Linked DNA regions of Homo sapiens: region 2 is linked to region 1. Evidence: read pairs that join two places in POLR2A ChIA-PET (ENCODE). Cell type or tissue: HepG2. All regions are shown on one strand. Links, peaks and the distances in the headings refer to the core of each region. The heading gives the core; the rest is flanking DNA. Region 1 has its middle 31 kb from the start of ATP2A2. Region 2 overlaps LOC105369976 (a long non-coding RNA gene).

Region 1 (10,334 bases), core at 2,909-7,908:
GTAATCTCAGCACTTGAGAGACTGAGGCGGGAGATCACTTGAAGCCAGGAGATCTACCTTAGAGGGTTGCTGTGAGAATCACATGTGATAATCTATGTAAACTGCTTAGCAGAGAGTTCCTGGTTTACTATACAACTAGGTAAGGCCGGGCGTGGTGGTTCATGCCTGTAATCCTAGCACTTTGGGAGGCTGAGGTGGGCAGATTGCTTGAGGCCAGGAGTTCAATACCACCCTGGGCAACATGGCAAAACCCTGTCTCTGCAAAAAAATACAAAAATTATCTGGGTGTAGTGGTGTGTGTCTGTGGTCCCAGCTACTCGGGAGGCTGAGGCAGGAGGATCACTTGAACCCAGGAGGTTGAGGCTCCAATGAGCTGTGACCATGCCACTACACTTGACCCTGTCTCAAAACCAAAAAAAAAAAAGACTAGATAAATATGAGCAATGATTATTTAATAATGGACATGTGGCCGGGCATGGTGACTCACGCCTGTAATCCCGGCACTTTGGGAAGCCAAGGCAGGTGGATCACCTGAGGTCAGCAGTTCGACACCAGTCTGGCCAACATGGTGAAACCGTCTCTACTAAAAAATATAAAAATTAGCTGGGCGTGGTGGTGGATGCCTGTAATCCTAGCTACTTGGGAGGCTGAGGCAGGAGAATCACTTGAACCTGGGAGGCGGAGGTTGCAGTGACCTGAGATTGCGCCAGTGCACTCTAGTTGGGCGACAAGAGCGAAACTCCATCTCAAAAGAAAAAAAAAGAAAGAAAGAAAAGGACATGTATAATTTTTTATAATGAAAAAAATTCCAGTTCATGCTTTCTTTTTTTTTTTTTTTTTTTTTTTTTGAGACAGAGTCTCACTCAGTCACCCAGGCCGGAGTGCAGTGGCATGATCTCGGCTCACTGCAACCTCCACCTCCCCAGTTCAAGTGATTCTTGTGCCTCAGCCTCCCAAGTAGGTGGAATTAAAGGCATGTGCCACCACACCCAGGTAATTTTTTTTTTTGAGACAGAGTCTCATTTTGTTGCCCAGGCTGGAGTGCAGTGCCACAGTCTTGGCTCACTGCAACTCTGCCTCTTAGGTATAAGCAATTCTCCTGCCTCAGCCTACCAAGTAGCTGGAACTACAGGCACATGCCACCATGCCTGGCTAATTTTTTTGGTTTTTTTTTGAGACGAGTCTCGCTCTGTCACCCAGGCTGGAGTGCGGTGGCGCAATCTCAGCTCACTGCAAGCTCCGCCTCCCGGGTTCATGCCATTCTCCTGCCTCAGCCTCCTGAGTAGCTGGAACTACAGGCGCCTGCCACCACGCCTGGCTAATTTTTTGTATTTTTAGTAGAGATGGGGTTTCGCTATGTTGTCCAGGCTGGTCTTGAACTCCTGACCTCAGGTGATCCGCCCGCCTTGGCCTCCCAAAGTGCTGGGATTACAAAGATGAGCTACTGTGCCCAGCCCTTGTAATTCATGCGATTTTAAAATAACATTTCAGAAGAATTTTTGATGAACTGGAACACAAAAATAATAAATAGAAAAGCAAGATACAAACAATATGTGTGCATATAACCCCATCTTCCAACCTACACACATATGCATAAAGATATGTGTGCATTTCAAAAACAAAGAGATTGTTTTGCCCCAAATACTACCAGTAGTTAAACTGTAGATTATGAATGATTCTTCTCCTTTATTCTTTAATGTATTTTCAAAGATTTCTAAAATAAGCACTCTTCTGGTTTTTCAAAAGTGAAACTTTAAAAAAGATCTAGAATCTGCTGTCGGGAGAACACACAGAGGGAAACTGTGACCTCCAGACGTCAGCAGCCCGGCTGCTGGTGTCATGCTCCACAGAAAGCCGAGTCACCCCTTTGGGGCCAGGGTGTCCTGTGAAATATATAGACCAGGGTCAGGCCAGCTCACGAGGCCCAGTGGCCTCGGCAGACCTTTCCGGGGAGTGGGCACTCTGCCACCCCGGCCCATATCTTAATGAGATAATGTATGTGAAAGCACTTTGCCAAAGAGAAAACTCTATCCAGATAGGTGATTGCACGGCTTATTCTGGAGAAAGTAGGCTCTCAGAGCACATTCTATTAAGGAATTTCACACTCTATCTCCTCCTCCAAACTCTTCTCTTTTTCTCCCTCCCCTGAACAGAAATATATTTAGCAACCCTATCTAAATCCTCTTCTTTCCCTTAATTTGATTAAGGAGGAAGGGGAACAAGGGATGGAATGGGGGGTGAGGGGAGCGGGGTGGCTGAGCTGCCGGGAAAGATTAGAGGAGCTGCATGTGTATCTCCGGCCGAGCGATGGCTGAGTGTGGACAGGACGAGGGCCTCCTGGTACTTAGTGCAGAGGCACAGAGGACAGAGGGAGGGGACACAGTCAATCACGGAACACGCTTCTCTGGGAGAATGAGGACCAAATCAGGGAGGGTCCAGCTTCTGGGACTAACTTGGGGAATGGGAGCCATTTCCTATGGGAGGCACTGGATACTGAGTCTCCTCTGCTTTCCTGGCGCCTTGGGTCCTCAGAGCCTCAACAAGTGCCAGGAGGGCTGAGCGCGGTGGCTCACGCCTGTAATCCCAGCACTTTGGGAGGCCGAGGCAGGCAGATCACGAGGTCAGAAGATTGAGACCATCCTGGCTAACATGGTGAAACTCCGTCTCCACTAAAAATACAAAAAATTAGCCGGGCGTGGTGGCCGACGCCTGTAGTCCCAGCTACTCGGGAGGCTGAGGCAGGAGAATGGCGTGAACCCGGGAGGTGGAGCTTGCAGTGAGCCCAGATCCCACCACTGCACTCCAGCCTGGGTGACAGAGCAAGACTCTGTCTCAAAAAAAAAAAAAAAAAAAAAAAAAATCCCAGGAGGCTGCATGTGCTGAGCTCTTGCTATGTGTTTGGTACTTTCACATATTCACATAGATCAGTGAATGTATTCTTTCTTTTCTTTTTTCTTTTTTTTTTTTTGAGACAGGGTCTCACTCTGTTGCCCAGGCTGTAGTGTCACAATCACCGCTCAGCCTCCCAAGTAGCTGGGACCATAGGTACACACCATCACACTCAACTAATTTTTTTTTTTTTTTTAGTAGGGATGAGGTCTTGCTATGTTGCCCAGACTGGTTTTGAACTCCTGGACTCAAGCCCACCTTGGCTGCCCAAAGTGCTGAAATTACAGGTGTAGGCCACCACACTCGGCCGGAATTTATTCTTTTTTTTTTTTTTTTTTTGAGACAGAGTCTTGCTCTGTTGCTGAGGCTGGAGTGCAGAGGCACAATCTCGGCTCACTGCAACCCTCTGCCTCCTGGGTTCAAGCGATCCTCCTGCCTCAGCCTCCCGAGTAGCTGGGACTACAGGCACTCACTACCATGCCCAGCTAATTTTTGTACTTTTTTAGAGATGGGGTTTCACCATGTTGCCTAGGCTGCTCTCAAACTCCTGGGCTCAAGCGATCCCCCGCCTCAGCTCCTCAAAGTACTGGGACTACAGGTATGAGCCAATGCGCTCGGCCTGAATTTCTTCTTTTTTGTTTGTTTGTTTTGTTTTGTTTTGAGACAGGGTCTCGCTCTGTCACCCAGGCACTTTGGCTGGCCTGAGTTTATTCTTATGAAGTAATTTGTCTTTACCCACGAAGCTGATGCTGAGAGATTGTTTTGCCCAAAAGAATACAGTTGTTAATGTGTGGGGAAAACAGGATTGCAGTCCAGTTCTGCCTGATTCCACTGCTCTCCCTGGCAAATATTATCCTCCAGAGAAAATAACAGCAGCCAACGCTGACTTAGCCCTACTCGCCAGGCACTGCTATGTGCCTTAAAATATGGTATCTCATTAAATCCTCACAGCACCCCTATGAGGTAGATACTATTATTTTTACGTTTTTCAGATGGAGTCTCGCTCTGTTGCCCAGACTGGAGTGTAATGGCGCGATCTCGGCTCACTGCAACCTCTGCCTCCCGGGTTCAAGTGATTCTCCTGCCTCAGCCTCCAGAGTAGCTGGGATTAAAGGTGCGGGCCACCATGCCCAGCTAATTTTTGTATTTTTAGTAGAGACAGGGTTTCACCATGTTGGTCAGCCTGGTCTCGAACTCCTGACCTCGTGATCCAACCACCTCGGCCTCCCAAAGTGCTGGGATTACAGGCATAAGCCACCGCCCCCAGGCGAGGTAGATACTATTAATAACCCCATTTTACAGATGAGGAGCCTGAGGCATACAGTAAGCCATTTACATTACAGAGCTGGGAAATGGCAAGAGTAGGGACTTGGAGAGCCTGTGAGAGTGGAGAAATGTTGGGTATGAGGCATGCAAAATGAGCAGGCCCCTCTGTTTTATGTGTGTCTCTTCTGATGGTCTGGTTGCTCCGCAAGGACAGGGACCTTGTCTTGTTTATCCTGTATTGCCAACCCGAGCACAATGCCTGGAACAGAAGGAATGTTTGCTGCAAGAACTAGTGGTACCTGATAAACTTGGCTAAGCAATTGTCTCCACTGGGGGCCAACTTGGTGAGGATTAAGTGAGATTTATTTGTCTAGGGATTTCCAAGTCTAAAATGTCATGCTACTGGGCTTTGGAAAAGGCTCCATTGGCACTGGGGATCCCTGCAGGAGGCTTCAAAGGTGACCAGGACCTTGACAATGGGCAGGCCCAGGGAGATGCAGGGAGACGGCTCCAGCTCCCCTTGTGGGGTTGGATTCAGACCAAGGTGACAATGGGCGGGGGGGATCTGGCACACACTCCCCACTGTCCCCTTCCACAGGGACATCTCCAAACTCCAGGGGATAAAACAGTATAGGAGATGGAGGGAGTGAGCAGGTGGGTAGGAAGTGTGCCGCCCAGGCAGCTCATAGAGACAGGAGAGAGGGAAGGTGGGAGATTGGTGTTTGAATTAACAGGAACTCTAAGACTTTTCTAGAAGTAGATTTGAAAGAATAAAGGGCAGGAATTTGTTTTCTTTTAGAAAAGAGGACTCCTCCAGGAAGGGTCGTCCAGCTTCAGCAAAAGTCTCTCATTGACTAATAAGCCCCTCACTGCCTTGTAGTCTCCTATGCCTCAGGGTAAGGATTCAAGCTTCTCTCCCTTTTATACCCGGTGAGGAAGGCTACCAAGGGGCAGAGAACAGAAACAGCCACCAAGTTCCTGGGCCAAGTCCAGGGCTTCCTGGACTGTATTCAGAGAGCTGTGGCTTTTCTCTACCACTTGCAACAGCTCTTGGTGTCTTTATGTGAGCTGCTTATTAACCAGAGGATATCAGGACACTGGGAGGGCAGAGCTTGTGCTGGTTGCCAGTGAGAGTAATTCAGAAACACAGAGTGGGGCAGAGCTGATGTGTGCAGCCGATGTGACGGACAGAGGTGCCTGGCGGGGTGGAACAGGCTCTGGGCACCGTGCAGGAGCAGCATACTGGAGGGGCCTGTGGCCTATGGGGATGGCCAGGAAAGGCAGGGTCCCCTACCAACACTGCAGGCCACCCCCAGGACGAAGGCATGGCGAAGGGCACTGATGGCAACTGGAGGCCACCTGTTGGAATGGGACATGGCACTGGACCGACACTCCCTTCTCACAGTCACACATGGAGGGAGCCGTTTCCACCTTATGGAAACTCCTCTATCATCCTCCTTTTCCAAAGAGACTGCTTTTCCAGAAAAGGCCCTGAGTAAAAGATTCAAATCCCAGACATCCTCTTCCCTCTCTTCCATAAGCTGCTGATGATAGTCCCCGTCTACAGAGTCAGTGTTGATGGGCTTCACCTGCCAGCTGACCCCTCAGGGTCAAACCAAGGAAGCAGAACACCCATGGGCCCTGAGATGGTTCCTGACACCAGGCCACAGAGCAGCTTCCTGCTGTGTCTAAAGAAACACGGATTAGCCATGCTTTGGCCGGGCTGCAGTGCTATGTGTCTTAGGTTTCAAGCTGGTACCAGCTGCACTGAGGGGAAATGGTTGGGGAAGTTCTCCCGTTTGGCTTCTTTCCACATGGAGGACGGCAAAAGGAAGAGGGAGCTTAGAGCTGCCATGCTGGTACTGATGCCTTAAAAATGATGATATAAACACAGCCACAGGAGTCAGCCTGTGAGTCCCTGATGGGGACCAGAGGAGAAATGTCCTGACTTACCCTTCAGCCCACACTCTGCAAACAGAAGTGACCCAGCCCTCATCTATCACCTCAAAAGCTAAACAACTTCCTCAGACAGCCCCATGGAATATAAATCAGGAGGGCCCTAGCTTCTAAGAAACCAGTACACAACTACAGCCCTCAGAAATACTCATCCTCATCTTCTTTCTTCCTCTCCTTTCAGAATAGGGTGCTAGCAAGTCTTATCTGCAGATGAGGCCAGGCAAGGTGGCTCATGTTTGTAGTCCCAGCACTTTGGGAGGCTGAGGTGGGTGGATCACTTGAGGCCAGGAGTTTGAGACCAGCCTGGTCAACATGGTGAAACCCTGTCTCCACTAAAACTACAAAAATTAGCCAGGCATGGTGGTGCACGCCTGTAATCGCAGCTACTCAGGAGGCTGAGCAAGGAGAATCGCTTGAACCTGGGAGGTGGAGTTTGTAGCGAGCTGAGATTGTGCCACTGCCCTCCAGCCTGGGCAACAGAGTGAGATTCCATCTCAAATGAATAAACAAACAAACAAACAAAATAACTGCAGATGAAGTAGGAGGTCACCTTAAGCATGTTACTCAAATTCTCTGAGCATGGGTCCTCATCTGTATCTATCTCATGGGTTTGAGGTGGGAGGTAAATGAGATCATTCATTCAGTTCTTAGTATAGTACTACCTTGATAAATATCATCATTTCAGCAGCTGAAGGCCATTCTCAGGTATAAAGAAGGAAAAACAACACTTCTATACTAATCCCAAACAAGAAGGCTATATGGGCCAGGGCTTCAGTGATTCATGATGTCCAAGCCTTCTTGCTCCTGCTCTCTCTCACGCCAAGTCTGTGCCAGACCTGGTTGCACTTGGCAACCTCAGCGCCTCCAACTTGTTTGAATTCTCACAGAGAATCCCAATGGGTACTCCGACCTGCTGGCGCAGAGACAAATTCAAACACACTGGGGTGGCAGTGAAATGTAGTATAAGAAATAGTCACAAGGAATGTTCAAGCTCTCAGAATGCCTGCAGAGCTGGGGTTTACACAGAGGGCCCCACTTTTCCAGACAGGCAGGGTAGCGAGCTTACAAATTATTTCCTTTCATGCATACTTTCACGATAGCATCATAACACATGCAATAAACACGTTTGGCTCCCTACTGAACAGGTACAGACACGACAGCTTTTCTGTTTTAAAGCTCCTGAATGCCAAAGCCTTCTCCGCTGCTCTGATGCCCCAAACTTCCCTGCCTGGGAATTGGATCTGGGGTAATGAGTGACCCAGCAGGCAGAGATGACAGATTCCTGCCTAATGTAGCAATGCTGGGACAACCTGGAGTATCTGGTGTGGCGGGCAGGCACAGGCAGGATGGGAGAGGCAGCCGTGAGTACACCAACCTTTGTCCCTGTTTGCTCTGGGAGAGGGCAGGCCCTGCCAATGCTGCTCTCCTCTCCTGGTGCCTCTGCCTGGGGCTCTTGGCTAGTCAAACCTCCCCGGGGACCTGAGACGACCTGACCCTGGTGGGTGGCAAGCCGAGACCTCTTCAGGCAGTCAAAGGGTGCTCTGGCACCTCTGACATGACACAGCAGGTGTGGGGCTTGGAGGCCTGCGTGCTCCTGCCCCCTGAGGAAGCCTCTTTCCTTCTGGCTCCTTCCCAGCTGAAAGCTTATCATTAACTAGCCGCCCAGAAAATGATGACCTACTCCAGGGCACTCCTTGGTTCAATCCACTACAGGGTCCGAGGGAAACACAGAATGACAGTGCAGAGCCTGAGCTGGGCAGTGTTGCGTGCCTTCCTCTTGCCAGCCTTTGTCCTCTGGGGCAGGGGAACACTCCTTTTTTAGCCTTGCTTACTGCCATATAAGTGGGTGTCTTGAGGAACCTGTGTGTTCTTTCTTCTGGCAAGGCTGCCCAGTTCTCTGGTTCCCCAGGTTAGGTACAAACAGGGTGACAGAGATACACGTCTGGTGGGGAGGTGGGGACACTCTGGCTCTTGCGTGAGAAATCCTCCTGCTTGCTCTCTCTCTCTCTCTCTTTTTTTCCTGGATGACACTGCTGGGGCTTGAAGCAGGTTGATCCTGAAAAGCAACTTTTCTTGAGAAAAGTCTGAGGGTTTTCTCTTTTCCTAGGAAGCTAGGCCCTGGCCCCCTGGCCCCTTCACCTTATGGAGGGCACTCCCTCTGCCAGGGCCCTCCCAGCTGGCAGAAGCGCTTACAAAGGTCAGAGAAAAGCATCCTTCCCTTTCACAAATAAACAAACCCAATCCATGTGCTGGAGGACTTAGAGTATATTAATAGCCAGATATTTTGTTTTCCTATTCTGGTGCTTATCCCCTTCCACTAGGATGAAAGATAAGAGAACACAAAATGTTCTCCATCAGCTACCCTTCTCCCCTCCCCCAGGGAGAGGCAAGCCAGGGGAGTGCGCTCTTCTGTTTAAAGCCATTCCTGATGGAGGAACCCTGAGAAAATAGACTTAAAAGTTTATATTCAGTCTCTCTTGGCTACTGTTGCTGCTCAGCAAAGAAACTCTATATTGTTTAAACCCTCCAGGCGAACGGGTTGCAAGGCAACCTTCAAACAATAGAAAATACCCCAAACTAAAAATAAAGGCATTAAGAGATGGAAAGCATGGTGGTGCTTTGGTGAAGTGATTCCAGAATTGGGGCAAGGGAGAAGGTCGTTGATCAGGCTGCTTGTGTGTGACATCAGCCCGTTTGCCTGCTCTCATCCTTATCAATTGAGTTTCTTATAATCCAGACATATGGGGTCCCGCTTCTTTTTATTTCTGGACTCTCAGTCCTCTCACTGGTCATCAACTGCTTTGGGCGGGAGGGTGTCAAAGGCCTGTAAGGTTGGGTGCCTCCTGTCCTCAGGAAACTTCCTAATCAATGCACTTATCCCACTGGCTCCCAGCTGACAAGGAACAGCACTTCCATTCCTGAGAAATCCTTAGAAACCCAAGGACAGACAGGGCTGGGGCCCAACTTAATCATAAGGTTCTTACAGGAAGAAGGCAGGAGGGTCAGAGTTGGGGAGGACACGTGAGGACAGAAACAGGCTGGAGCGACGGGCTTTGAAGACGAGGAAGAGGCCACAAGCCAAGGAATATGGGCAGCCCCTAGAAGCTGGGAAAGAAAAGGAAATGGCTTCTCCTCTAGAGCCTCCAGAAGGAACACGGCCAAGCCAGCACCTTGATTTTAGCCTTGTGAGACCCACTTTGCACTTCTGGCCTCCAGAAATGGAAGATCATGCATTCATGTTGTTTTAAGCTACTGGATTTGTGGTGATTTGTTACAACAGGAGATTAATACAATCATGAAAAGGAGAACCCGAGGAACTTTCATAAGGACAAGGAGTTGACAGTGAGTTCCTGGGCACTGCAGGCAGGTGACTGGGAAGCCTGGTGCTGCCCTGGCCCTGCCCTCAGTGACTGCTGCTCTCTGGCTGTGTGCTCTTTGCCACAGATGGAGGCCAGCAGGGGGCACTGAGCCAGCAGGGCTGCCTTTAAACAATCAAACACACATCAATACAAAGGCTGGGGCTTTGCCCACGGAGAGGGCAGGCTGATGGGTGTATTATCCAATAAGCAGACCTGAGCAGCGGGGACGTTTTCACCCATGACCCTTGGCCCACCCCAATCAGTGTCACTCAAAGAGAGATCAGACTGGAAGGGGAAACTGGAAGAAAGAAAAATACATCACCTCCACCCCCTACTCCAGGTTGCTGTCCAGCAATTACTGAAGATTCCCTTGGACTTCTCTGGAAGGAGACATGTAAGAGACTTCAAGGCAGGTTGTGAGCAAGTTTGCCTTCTCTCTGTCTATTCTCTGATTAAATGTCTTCTAAGGACATTTTCTTCTCTGGTATAAGAGAGCCTAGGAAATCCTACCTCAAAAAAAAAAAAAAAAGGTGAAGACCAATAATTTACTCTGTTCTCATGACATTTCTAGGAGACAAGAACCATCAGTCCCATTATATAATTTGGGACCCTGAATTACAGAGAGGGCAAGCAACATGGACATGGCCACACAGCCAACCAGAGCGATTCACTCAAAGCAAAACGCAGCTCTCCCGGCGCCTGCACTGGTACTGCCCTCTGTGTGCTCACGCTTAGTCTCAGGCTCTGGCTAACCGGGTCAGTAGGGCGTGGCCTCTGGGTAGGTGGTCCTAGTGGAATGCAGAGATAGAAAACCATTAAACCTGTCATCACAGGGCAAGCTACTGACGCCTCAGTGGGAAGATT
Region 2 (10,334 bases), core at 2,133-7,132, 170 kb after region 1:
GCCGTTCCTGTTGGTGGGAAGGCCCCAGGTTGCTCCCATAATCTGTCACTTAGACTGCTGGCAATAACAAATTCATGGTCTCTAATTCTTACCACCACCCGGGAATTCCTGTTTTCCCTGTTGGCGCTCTCCTCCCGTTCACCATAGCAACTATTTTGAATCTTCTTGACACTCATCCCACTTCCCACCCTCTTGCCTTTCCTCTCATTCTCATCAGACAACTCTGCCTCCTATTTCTTTTTCTATTCTTTCCCTCCTTCCTTCCATCCTTCCTTCCTTCCTTTCCTTCCTTCCTTCTTTTTCTTTCTTTCTCTCTTTCTTTTTCTTTTTTTTTTTTTGAGACAGGGTCTTACTCTGTTGCCCAGACTGGGGTGAAGTGGTACAATCATGGCTTACTGCAGTCTTGACCTCCTGAGTTCAAGGTGATCCTCCTACCTCAGCCTCCCAAGTGGCTGGGACTACCCTGCCTCCTATTTCAATATTTGTGTTGAACTCAGGAGTTTGAGACCAGCCTGGCCAACATGGTGAAACCCTGTCTCTACTAAAAAAAATACAAAAATTAGCTGGGGGTGGTGGTGCACGCCTGTAATCCCAGCTACTAAGGAGGCTGAGGCAGGAGAATCCTTTGAACCCAGGAGGTGGAGGTTGCAGTGACCCAAGATCTTGCCACTGCACTCCAGACTGAGCGACAGAGCAAGACTCCATCTCATGGCTCACACCTGTAATCCCAGCACTTTGGGAGGCCGAGGCGGGTGGATCACTTGAGGTCAAGAATTCAAGGCCAGCCTGGCCAACATGGTGAAACCCCATCTCTACTAAAAATACAAAAGTAGCTGAATATGTTGGCACATGCCAATAATCCCAGCTACTTGGGAAGCTGAGGCAGAAGAATTGCTTGAACCCGGGAGGTAGAGGTTGCAGTAAGCCGAGATCGCACCACTGCACTCCAGCCTGGGCAACAAGAGCGAAACTGTGTCTCCAAAAAAAAAAAAAAGAAAAAGGAAAAGAAAATATTTTTTATTTTTATTTTGCTATGTTGTCCAGGCTGGTCTCAAAATCCTGGCCTCAAGTGATCCTCCCACCTCCGCCTCCCAAGTAGCTGGGACTATGGGCGTGAGCACAAGACTTCACACAAAATAGATGCCATCTATCTGATTGGGACTACCCTTACCTTACTTGCTTATTTGCAACTAAACTCACCTTTTCTTCTATCCCACAGATGTTGTAGCACTGTCCAGTTGAACTTTCTACAATGGTAGGCAAGTTCTGTATGTCTTTGCTGTTCAATATGGTAGCCATTAGCTACATGTGGCTATTGAAATACGGCTTGTACAACTGAAGAAGTGAATTTTAAATTTTATTTCATTTTAATTAATTTAAATTGAAGTAGCCACATGGGGTGAGTAGCCACCCTATTAGGCAGCACCAGTTTAGCATAACTAAAAGAAAAACATTTTTAGATACCAAGGCACGGGGGTTTCTGCTAACCCTCTGACATCACTAGGCAATAGACTCTTGATCAACTTATTTTAAGAATTCTGGGCCAGGCACAGTGGCTCATGACTATAATCCCAGCATTTTGGGAGGCCGAGGCAGGGGGATCACCTGAGGTCGGGAGTTCGAGACCAGCCTGACCAACAGGGAGAAACCTCATCTCTACTAAAAATACAAAATTAGCCAGGCGTGGTGGCGCATTCCTATAATCCCAGCTACTTGAGAGGCTGAGGCAGGAGAATCACTTGAACCCAGGAGGCGGGGGTTGCAGTGAGCTGAGACATTGCACTCCACTCCCATGGGCAACAAGAACGAAACTCGGTCTGAAAAGAAAAAGCATTCTGAATTAGGTGATGAGAAGGAAGCAAGAGAGAGTTAAAAAGGCACATTCACTGAGAAATAGCCCTGGAGAAATATAGAGGAAAATAATATTGCTTTGACATGTTGTTTTAGTCATGGCAGTTATCAAGAAAGAAACCACAGTGAACCACGGCTGGAACATTGCACACCCGACAGAGAAGAAAAGCCTTGGCCAGGCACGGTGGCTCACGCCTGTAATCCCAGCACTTTGGGCGGATCACGAGGTCAGGAGATCGAGACCATCCTAGCTAACACGGTGAAACCCCGTCTCTACTAAAAATACAAAAAAATTAGCCAGGCATGGTGGCGGGCGCCTGTAGTCCCAGCTACTTAGGAGGCTGAGGCAGGAGAATGGCGTGAACCTGGGAGGCAGAGCTTGTAGTGAGCCAAGACTGTGCCACTGCACTCCAGCCTGGGCGACAGAGCGAGACTCCATCTCAAGAAAAAAAAGAAAAAAAGAAGAAAAGCCTTGTATCGTGGCTGTAAAGCCCCGCTGGTACGGACATGTTCACAGAGTCTGTGGGAAGAAGTATGGAACACCAGCCAGGTAGAGGAGAGTGAGGTGTCATCATCAGTTGAGTAATTTCAAAGGGTGTCCAGTTATCTTTGTTTGCATTTTCTATCTTTAATGCAAAATGTGTGCAATACAAATAGAATGGTAACTTGCATGTCCCATTTTGTGTAGCTGATTTTGCTCACTTTTGGAGACTCTTGTTGGGGCAGTCCTGGAGAAATAGCTGAGAGAGCAAAACAGCTGAATATTCATTATTTTCTTAAGTGGTCGATAACTGCAAAAGCTCTATGTCATTTCTTAAACAGTTTCTTTCAGTCTCTTTACCTCTAGGTATGCTAGTTTACAAGGACTCTAGATGCCCTGGGAGCTTCAAAATGTTTCACCAATTATCAGAGGAAGGTAAGGCCTGCTGGAAACCAGAGCAAACCAGAATCAGGGACTCCTTGTTATCTTTAGATCATTAACTTATTATTATAATACTAAAATCCCCACCCATAGAAGAAAATTACTATTTTCTGACCATGCATCGTATGAAGACACATGTTTATGGTTTGTGCCTGCGCATCTAAAGTTCCTCCCTGCACAGACTTACAAACCTTTCCACCCCATATCTAACTCTTTAAAATTCTCCAGCTTTCCACAGCTTGGGGAGGAGGAGGTGTTTCTGGAGTGAGAGGTCACTCCTTCTCCTTCTCTGGCCAGAGAATAAATCCAGCTGGCCTTTTTTTTTTTTCCAATTTTGGTGTTCTTTCTTTGCAAGTGATATAAAATAAGGAAAGGACTCAGTTTACCTATGACAGTTCTATCACTTTATATTTTGAAAAGTTACACATCTTTTCAAATCTGTAAAGTTTGAGTACATTTTCCTCTCCCTCGGACCTCCCCTAAATGAGTAGCCAATTGTTTAAAGATCCTATCTGGAGGAATTTATTTCTCCCTTGATTTAAATGTTTTTATCACACACTAAGTTCCTACTTTTTTTTTTTTTTTTTTTTTTTTTTTTTTGCATACAGAGTCTCACTCTGTTGCCCAGGCTGGAGTGCAGTGGCATGAACATGGCTCACTGCAGCCTTGACCTTCCGGGCTCAAGCGATCCTCCCACCTCAGCCTCCCGAGTGGTTGAGACCACAGGCGTGCACCACCACTGGCTGATTTATTTTTATATCTTGTAGAGACAGGGCCTCCCTCTGTTGCCCAGGATGATCTTGAACTCCTGGGCTCAAGCAATCCTGCTGCTTTGGCTGCCCAAAGTGCTGGGATTACAGGTGTGAGCCACCACACCCGGGTTCCACCTATCTTCGTGTTTAATACTTGACTCCATTCTGTTCCAGTAATTTATCTGTCAGGTCCCTTACTAGAGCGGCTTTAATTTCACAGCTTTACCATCGCTCTTAATATCTCCTTGGCCACCGGCTTACTTGTGAAGTGTTCATCCCGTGGCCTCTGGATACTCACTGTCTCCTGGTCTTCCTCTCCTCCCTAGTGCCTCAGCTTAGTCTCCTTGATGTTGGTGTCCTTTAAGGAGCTGTCTTCAGTCCCCCTCCATGTCACTGTACCCTTTCCCTGGGCAGGACCCTGTCTCCACTCTTGCCCTTTCTGCCCATTTTCCAGGGTGCAGCCAGAGTGCTCTGAGTTGCAAATGAGATCATGCCACACCCTTGTTTATAAACCCACTTATTGCTCTCAGGGAAAATTCCAGACAGACTCCTTAACACCAGCACATAACGGCTGGACGAGGTTCAGGTGAATGTAGTTTGTTGGGAGGTGACCCAGGAAGAGGCATGGGGAAGGGAGGCAGGGAAGGGAAGGCAATCGACACAGGAAGCACTAAAGAGCAGGTCACGACCAGGCATGGTGGCTCACGCCTGTAATTCCAGCACTTTGGGAGGCTGAGGTGGTTGGATCACTTGAGGTCAGGAGTTCGTGACCAGCCTGGCCAACATAGTGAAACCTTGTCTCTACTAAAAATACAAAAATTAGCCGGGCGTGGTGGAGGGCGCCTGTAATCCCCACCTACTCGGGGAGGCTGAGGCAGAAGAATCGTTTGAACCCGAGAGGGGAAGGTTGCAGTGAGCCGATGTGGCGCCGCTGCACTGCAACCGGGGCAACAGAGCGAGACTCCATCTCGGGGGTGGGAGCGGAGGGGGGTGGAATTAAAAAAGGAAGGGCAGGTCATCGCTGTGGGCATCTGGGCTCTGTCCCACTAGGGTCCCCTGGAGACTGCCTAGACCTGCCTCAGTGCTGTCCCACCTGAGGGAATTGGGGTATTTAATCAGCAGTCCCCTAGCCTCTATTCTCTGAGAGCTCTCTCTCTTCTTTCTCTCTCTCTCTCTCTCGCTCCTTCCTTTTCTTCTTCCTCCTTTCTCCCTGTCTTCTCCCTTCATGGACGTCAGCGCTTGACGCCATGTTTGTTTGTGGCCCCGCCCACAGCCATAGCTGATTGGACTAGGGATAAATAACTAGGCCAATCATTCCCCTTGAATTCCGGAACTGGATAGTGGATCTGGGCTTGCACTCGAACTGTGGACACCTAACCTTGAAGGCAGTGTTGGACCACGTGCCCTGGGAGAAACAGAGGAATCCATTGTTTACAGAGACTCACAATGGGCGCACAGAGAGACAAACAGAGGCGGGCCCACGCAGTTTCAAACTGAAAGAGCAACTTCAGCTCAGGACAGTTTAGTTTCTGATTCTATTAATAGGTTCTCATGAGGTTGGGCCACATTTCCTGCACTTGAGCTCTGTGAGATAAGTGTTTCCTCAGAAAAACCTCCCTTTTCTGCTGAAGAATGTCACCTGATTTTCTGTAAATTGTAAACACATACACACACATGACTAAGAAATCCACCATTCAATCCCCAATCCCCATTTCTTCACACGTGGCTTCCTACTTCACAAAGAAACAGAGACCACCATTCTCAACATCCCACTTAGTCTATCAAAATCTTTGAATGGCTCAAATGGTTCCATCTTCTCTACATCCTTGCAACACACACACATTTTCCCATGACTCCATTAAAGACCATTCTTACCTCTCTTTCTTTATTTTTTTAGACGGAGTCTCGCTCTGTCACCCAGGCTGGAGTGCAGTGGCGCGATCTCGGCTCAGTGCAACTTTCACCTCCTAGGTTCAAGTGATTCTTCTATCACCCTTCCGAGTAGCTGGGGTTACAGGCGGGCGCCATCACACCCAGCTAATTTTTGTATTTTTAGTAGAGACAGGTTTTGCCATGTTGGCCAGGCTGTTCTTGAACTCCTGATCTCAGGTGATCCACTCGCCTCGGCCTCCCAAAGTGCTGGGATTACAGGCATGAGCCACAGCACCCGGCCTCTTACCTCTTTTTCCTCCTAGCCAAGACTATAGAAGAAATAGTCCATGCCTGTCTCCACTCTCTCCTCTCATTAGTCCTTACTTGCACTGTTTTGTGGGAAAGCGTTTCATTTTGAAGATGTGACTTGAAGTGTCTGTGGGTTATATAGGTTCATAGATTCATAGACTATGCACAGAATTCAGATATGGTCTGGAGATACAGATTTAGCGTTCAGTGATTTAAAAAGTAATGAACGCAGGCCGGGTGCAGTGGCTTACCTGAGGTCGGGAGTTTGAGACCAGCCTGACCAACATGGAGAAACCCTGTCTCTACTAAAAATACAAAAAATTAGCCGGGCATGGTGGCGCATGCCTGTAATCCCAACTACTCGGGAGTCTGAGGCAGGAGAATCGCTTGAACCCGGGAGGCAGAGGTTGCGGTGAGCCTAGATCGCGCCATGGCACTCCAGCCTGGGCAACAAGAGTGAAACTGTCTCAAAAAAAAAAAAAGTAATGAACGCATATGGTAGAAAAAATTCAGATACAAGCAGGGTGATAAATAAATCGTCAAACACCGACTAATTCCCCCAGCCTCAGCTCGCTTCCCAGAGACCACCTTGTATAGCCTTCCAGATGTGCTAGCTTCATGGGCATGGGACCTGTGCAGTCATATAGGGACCCACACTTAGAAGGAATCTGAATTTGTTTAATGCTTTGCTGTCACCATTTTGAAATGTTTAACTTTTAAATAACGGACTTCACATTTTCATTTTGCACTGGGCCTTGCAAATTATATAGTAGATCCTGTTTCCAGTTATATTCCATGCATAATTAAACATATAATATACATATATACCCCCTCCTCCCACCTGCTTCGCATTTAGCATTTGATTATTCTTAAAACAATGTGTGTGGATGAAATTTCCCAGGGAGAAGATGCAATAGTCATTAGCGCTGTTCACCAAATATTTCTGCTTCTGCAGTTTCTGGATACATGGGGGATATATGCGGGAACTGCATTTCCTGGTTCCCTAGTGGTTGGGTAGGACTAAGTGATTAGTTTTGACCAATGAGTAATGAGTAGAAGTGAGTGCATTTCTAGGTCAGAGCTTTTTTTTTTTTTTTTTTTTTTTGGTAACTTTATATTCTTTCCATCACGAGGTCAGAACATTTAATTGCTACTGTGAGACTCTCCATAGTTCTCATTAAAGAGTTCAAGACAGTGGCTGTTCCGTTAGCCTTGATCTCTGAGTGACTACAGAGAGTAGAGCCTTCTGGGAGATCCATGATGGACATGTAGTGTGGGTGAGAATTAAATCATCACTGTTATAAGCCATGAGACTCTGAGAGAGCTTTCTTATTTGAGCATAACCTGTCCTATCCAGATAGGAACATAAAAAGTGCTGAGAGACAATTTGTTGGAACTGAAATTTACAGGGAGAAGAGAGCCAGAGAAAGTTAAGACAAAGGTCGGACGCAGTGGCTCATGCCTGTAATCCCAGTACTTTGGGAGGCTGAGGCAGGAGGATCACTTGAGGCCAGGAGTTTGAGACCAGCCTGGGTAACATAGCAATACCCTATCTCTACAAAATTAAAAAAAAATGGCCAGGCTTGGTGGCATGTGCCTGTGGTCCCAGCTATTCAGGAGGCTGTGGCAGAAGGATCGCTGGAGCCCAGAAGTTTGAGGCGGCAGTGAACTATGATCATGCCACTGCGCTCCAGCCTGGGTGACAGAGCAAGACCCAGTCTCTAAAATAAATAAATTAAATTATTTTTAAAAAAGAAAGATAAGATAAAGAGTCATAGAGGTACAAATGAGAAACCAGGAGAACATGGGACCCAGGAGAGTCATGGAAACCAAGGGAAAAAACTGCTCCAAGAAGCAGAAAGTGGTCAGTGGTGTTGAATGCATCCAAGAGATAAAGTAAAATAAGGACTAAAATATATCAACAAAGTCTGGCTACTGAGAAGTCTTTGGTAACCTCATTGAGAACAGAATCCATGGAGTGGTGGAGGTGGCAATGGTGAAATAGAGGACAAGGGCTGAAGGAGTAGAGAGGGGAGAGCGTGAGGGATCAGTGCAAGAGCTCAGCAGAAAAACAAATAGGCCAGGCGCAGTGGCTCACACCTGTAATCCCAGCACTTTGGTAGGCCGAGGTGGGCGGATCGTTTGAGGCCAGGAGTTTGAGACCAGCCTGGCCAACATGGTGAAACATTGTCTCTACTAAAAACACAAAAATTATCCGGGCATGCTGGTGTGTGCCTGTAATCTCAGCTGCTTGGGAGGCTGGGGTAGGAGAATCTCTTGAACCCAGGAGGCAGAGATGGCAGTAAGCTGAGATCATGCCACTGCACTCCAGCCTGGGCGACAGAATGAGACTCCGTCACAAACAAACAAGCAAAAGAAAGACAAGAAAATAGATGTCTTAGAGTGGTAGCAAGAGCAACACTGAAGTGATTTGCCTATTCTGGACATTTCCTATAAATAGAGTCATAAAAGAAGTATCCTGGTCAGGCATGGTGGCTCACGCCTGTAATTCCAGCACTTTGGGAGGCCGAGGAGGGCAGATCACGAGGTCAAGAGATTGAGACCATCCTGGCCAACATGGTGAAGCCCCGTTTCTACTAAAAATACAGAAATTAGCTGGGTGTGGAGATGCACGCCTGTAGTCCTAGCTACTCAGGAGGCTGAGGGAGGAGAATCACTTGAACCCGGGAGGTGGAGGTTGCAGTGAGCTGAGATTGCGCCACTACACTCCAGCCTGGCGACAGAGTGAGACTCCATCTCAAAAAAAAAAAAAAAAAAAAAGGTGTCCTTTTGCATTTGGCTTATTTCACTTAGTGTAATGTTTTAAAGGCTCATCCATGTTGAAGCATGGGTCAGTGCTTCATTACTTTTTAAGGATGAATAATATTCCCTTTTATGGACAGACACCCTTTTGTGGATTCATTTGTCAGTGGATGGACATTTGACTTGTCTGCCTGTCCGCTGCTATATCCACTATTCCTGGTGCTCTTGGGAATGAATGAATGAATAAGTGAATGAATAAAATGAACAGAGCTGTCCAAGGTCACAGAGCAGGTAAGATGTGAAACCAGGATTGGAAGTCAGGCCATTAGTTCCCTACAGCCAATGTTCTTTTTTTTTTTTTTTTTTTTTTTTTTAGAGGGAGTTTTGCTGTTGCCCTGGCTGGAGTGCAGTGGCATGATGTCGGCTCACTGCAACCTCTGCCTCCTGGGTTCAAGCAACTCTCTTCCCTCAGCCTCCCAAGTAGCTGGGATTACAGGTGCCTGACACCATCTCTGGCTAATTTTTGTATTTTCAGTAGAGATGGGGTTTCGCCATGTTGGCCAGGCTGGTCTGGAACTCCTGACCTCAAGTGATCTGCTCATCTTGGCCTCCCAATGTGCTGGGATTACAGGTGTGAGCCACCCTGCACCGCCAGGCCGATGTTCTAAGCATCAGGCTCTACCTGTGAATCTTCTCTTTTTACAGATGAAGATGACTGTATCGCTCAGATTCCTGGTGGGAAAGCAATGGTATACTCAAGTGGGGTAACTAATGATGGGACGATTTACAAAGGTGTGGGCAGAGTTAAGAAAAAGCAATAAGGTGGTGGGGGGGGGCGCGGTGGCTCACGCCTGTAATCCCAGCAGTTTGGGAGGCTGAGGCGGACGGATCACAAGGTCAGGAGATCAAGACCATCCTGGCTAACACGGAGAAACCCCGTCTCTACTGAAAATATAAAAACAAAATTAGCTGGGCGTGGTAGTGGACGCCTGTAGTCCCAGCTACTTGGGAGACTGAGGCGGGAGAACGGCATGAACCGGGAGACGGAGCTTGCAGTGAACCGAGATTGTGCCACTGCACTCCAGCCTGGGCGACAGAGCGAGACTCCGTCTCAAAAAAAAGAAAAGAAAAGAAAAGAAAAAGCAATAAGAGATAGTGAGCTGCCTGGGGCTGGCAAGAGTGGGGAACCCTTACCACTCCCAGGACTAAAGGAGGGAGTAGTGCCCAGAAGCCCCGCCTATATGGAACTGAGAAGGGTAGGGCCTGGAGTCACGTCCATCCTCACTGCTCTCCAGTCTCCTGAACTGGAAGCCAGGGGTCGGGGGCGGGGGGTTGGGAGGGGGGGACCCTGATACAGTTAGTGTGGGTGGGAATGTACAAATTAGCTCAGACTGGAAAAGTAAAAATCTACCTGGCCACTTAGCAGACTGGAGTAACAGAAATGGATCAAGTCAGCTGCAAAGATAACAGGAAACAATATTTCTTTGTAGCTGTAAAGTTATAATATTACCCCACCCCTGTCTTTGAGTGACTGCTGAAACATTGTCCTTTAAAATCACAGACCATCAGAAAGTTTGCTGTTTGAAATTATGTGACTAAGATTGAAATATTCCAATTTTGCCTGGAGGATCTAAGTCATCTTGACACGGAGAAGCAGCCTCAATTTACAACTTAGGAGCAGAGATTCAGATAAAGAGTTTCTGGACACATTTGACATTTATCTTAGCTTTGTTGCTTTCAAGAAAACAGGGCCCTGGGTCCCCTTTGCAATCCAGATTTGAGGTTGACTGCTTTGTACAAGCCTGCTTTGCTTTGAGTCTATCAAAACATGACTTCATTTGGATTTTATCTAAACTCCACTTTCC

What was found. Peaks named below come from ENCODE experiments on the same cell type or tissue, not always from the same donor. Only the 100,000 strongest peaks of a DNase experiment are listed, where the experiment ranks them.
Region 2: POLR2A ChIA-PET joins it to region 1 with 5 read pairs; 2 of 35 experiments call an interaction of 5 or more read pairs at or near these places.

The regions. Positions count from the first base shown.
Region 1 is chr12:110,244,923-110,255,256 of GRCh38, reverse strand. No RefSeq gene overlaps it. Among named protein-coding and RNA genes, the nearest start is that of ATP2A2, 31 kb to the left of the region's middle. In HepG2, for the core only: no CTCF peak of the experiment used is centred there; DNase peaks (open chromatin) are centred at 5,216, 7,456 and 7,786; H3K4me3 peaks cover 1,604 bases.
Region 2 is chr12:110,074,427-110,084,760 of GRCh38, reverse strand. LOC105369976 (a long non-coding RNA gene) reads left to right here. Exons shown (of 3, transcript XR_945334.2): 3 at 1,948-2,064. Among named protein-coding and RNA genes, the nearest start is that of C12orf76, 31 kb to the right of the region's middle. RefSeq lists enhancers at 4,895-5,024, 5,165-5,244 and a cis regulatory region at 4,506-5,336. In HepG2, for the core only: no CTCF peak of the experiment used is centred there; a DNase peak (open chromatin) is centred at 4,900.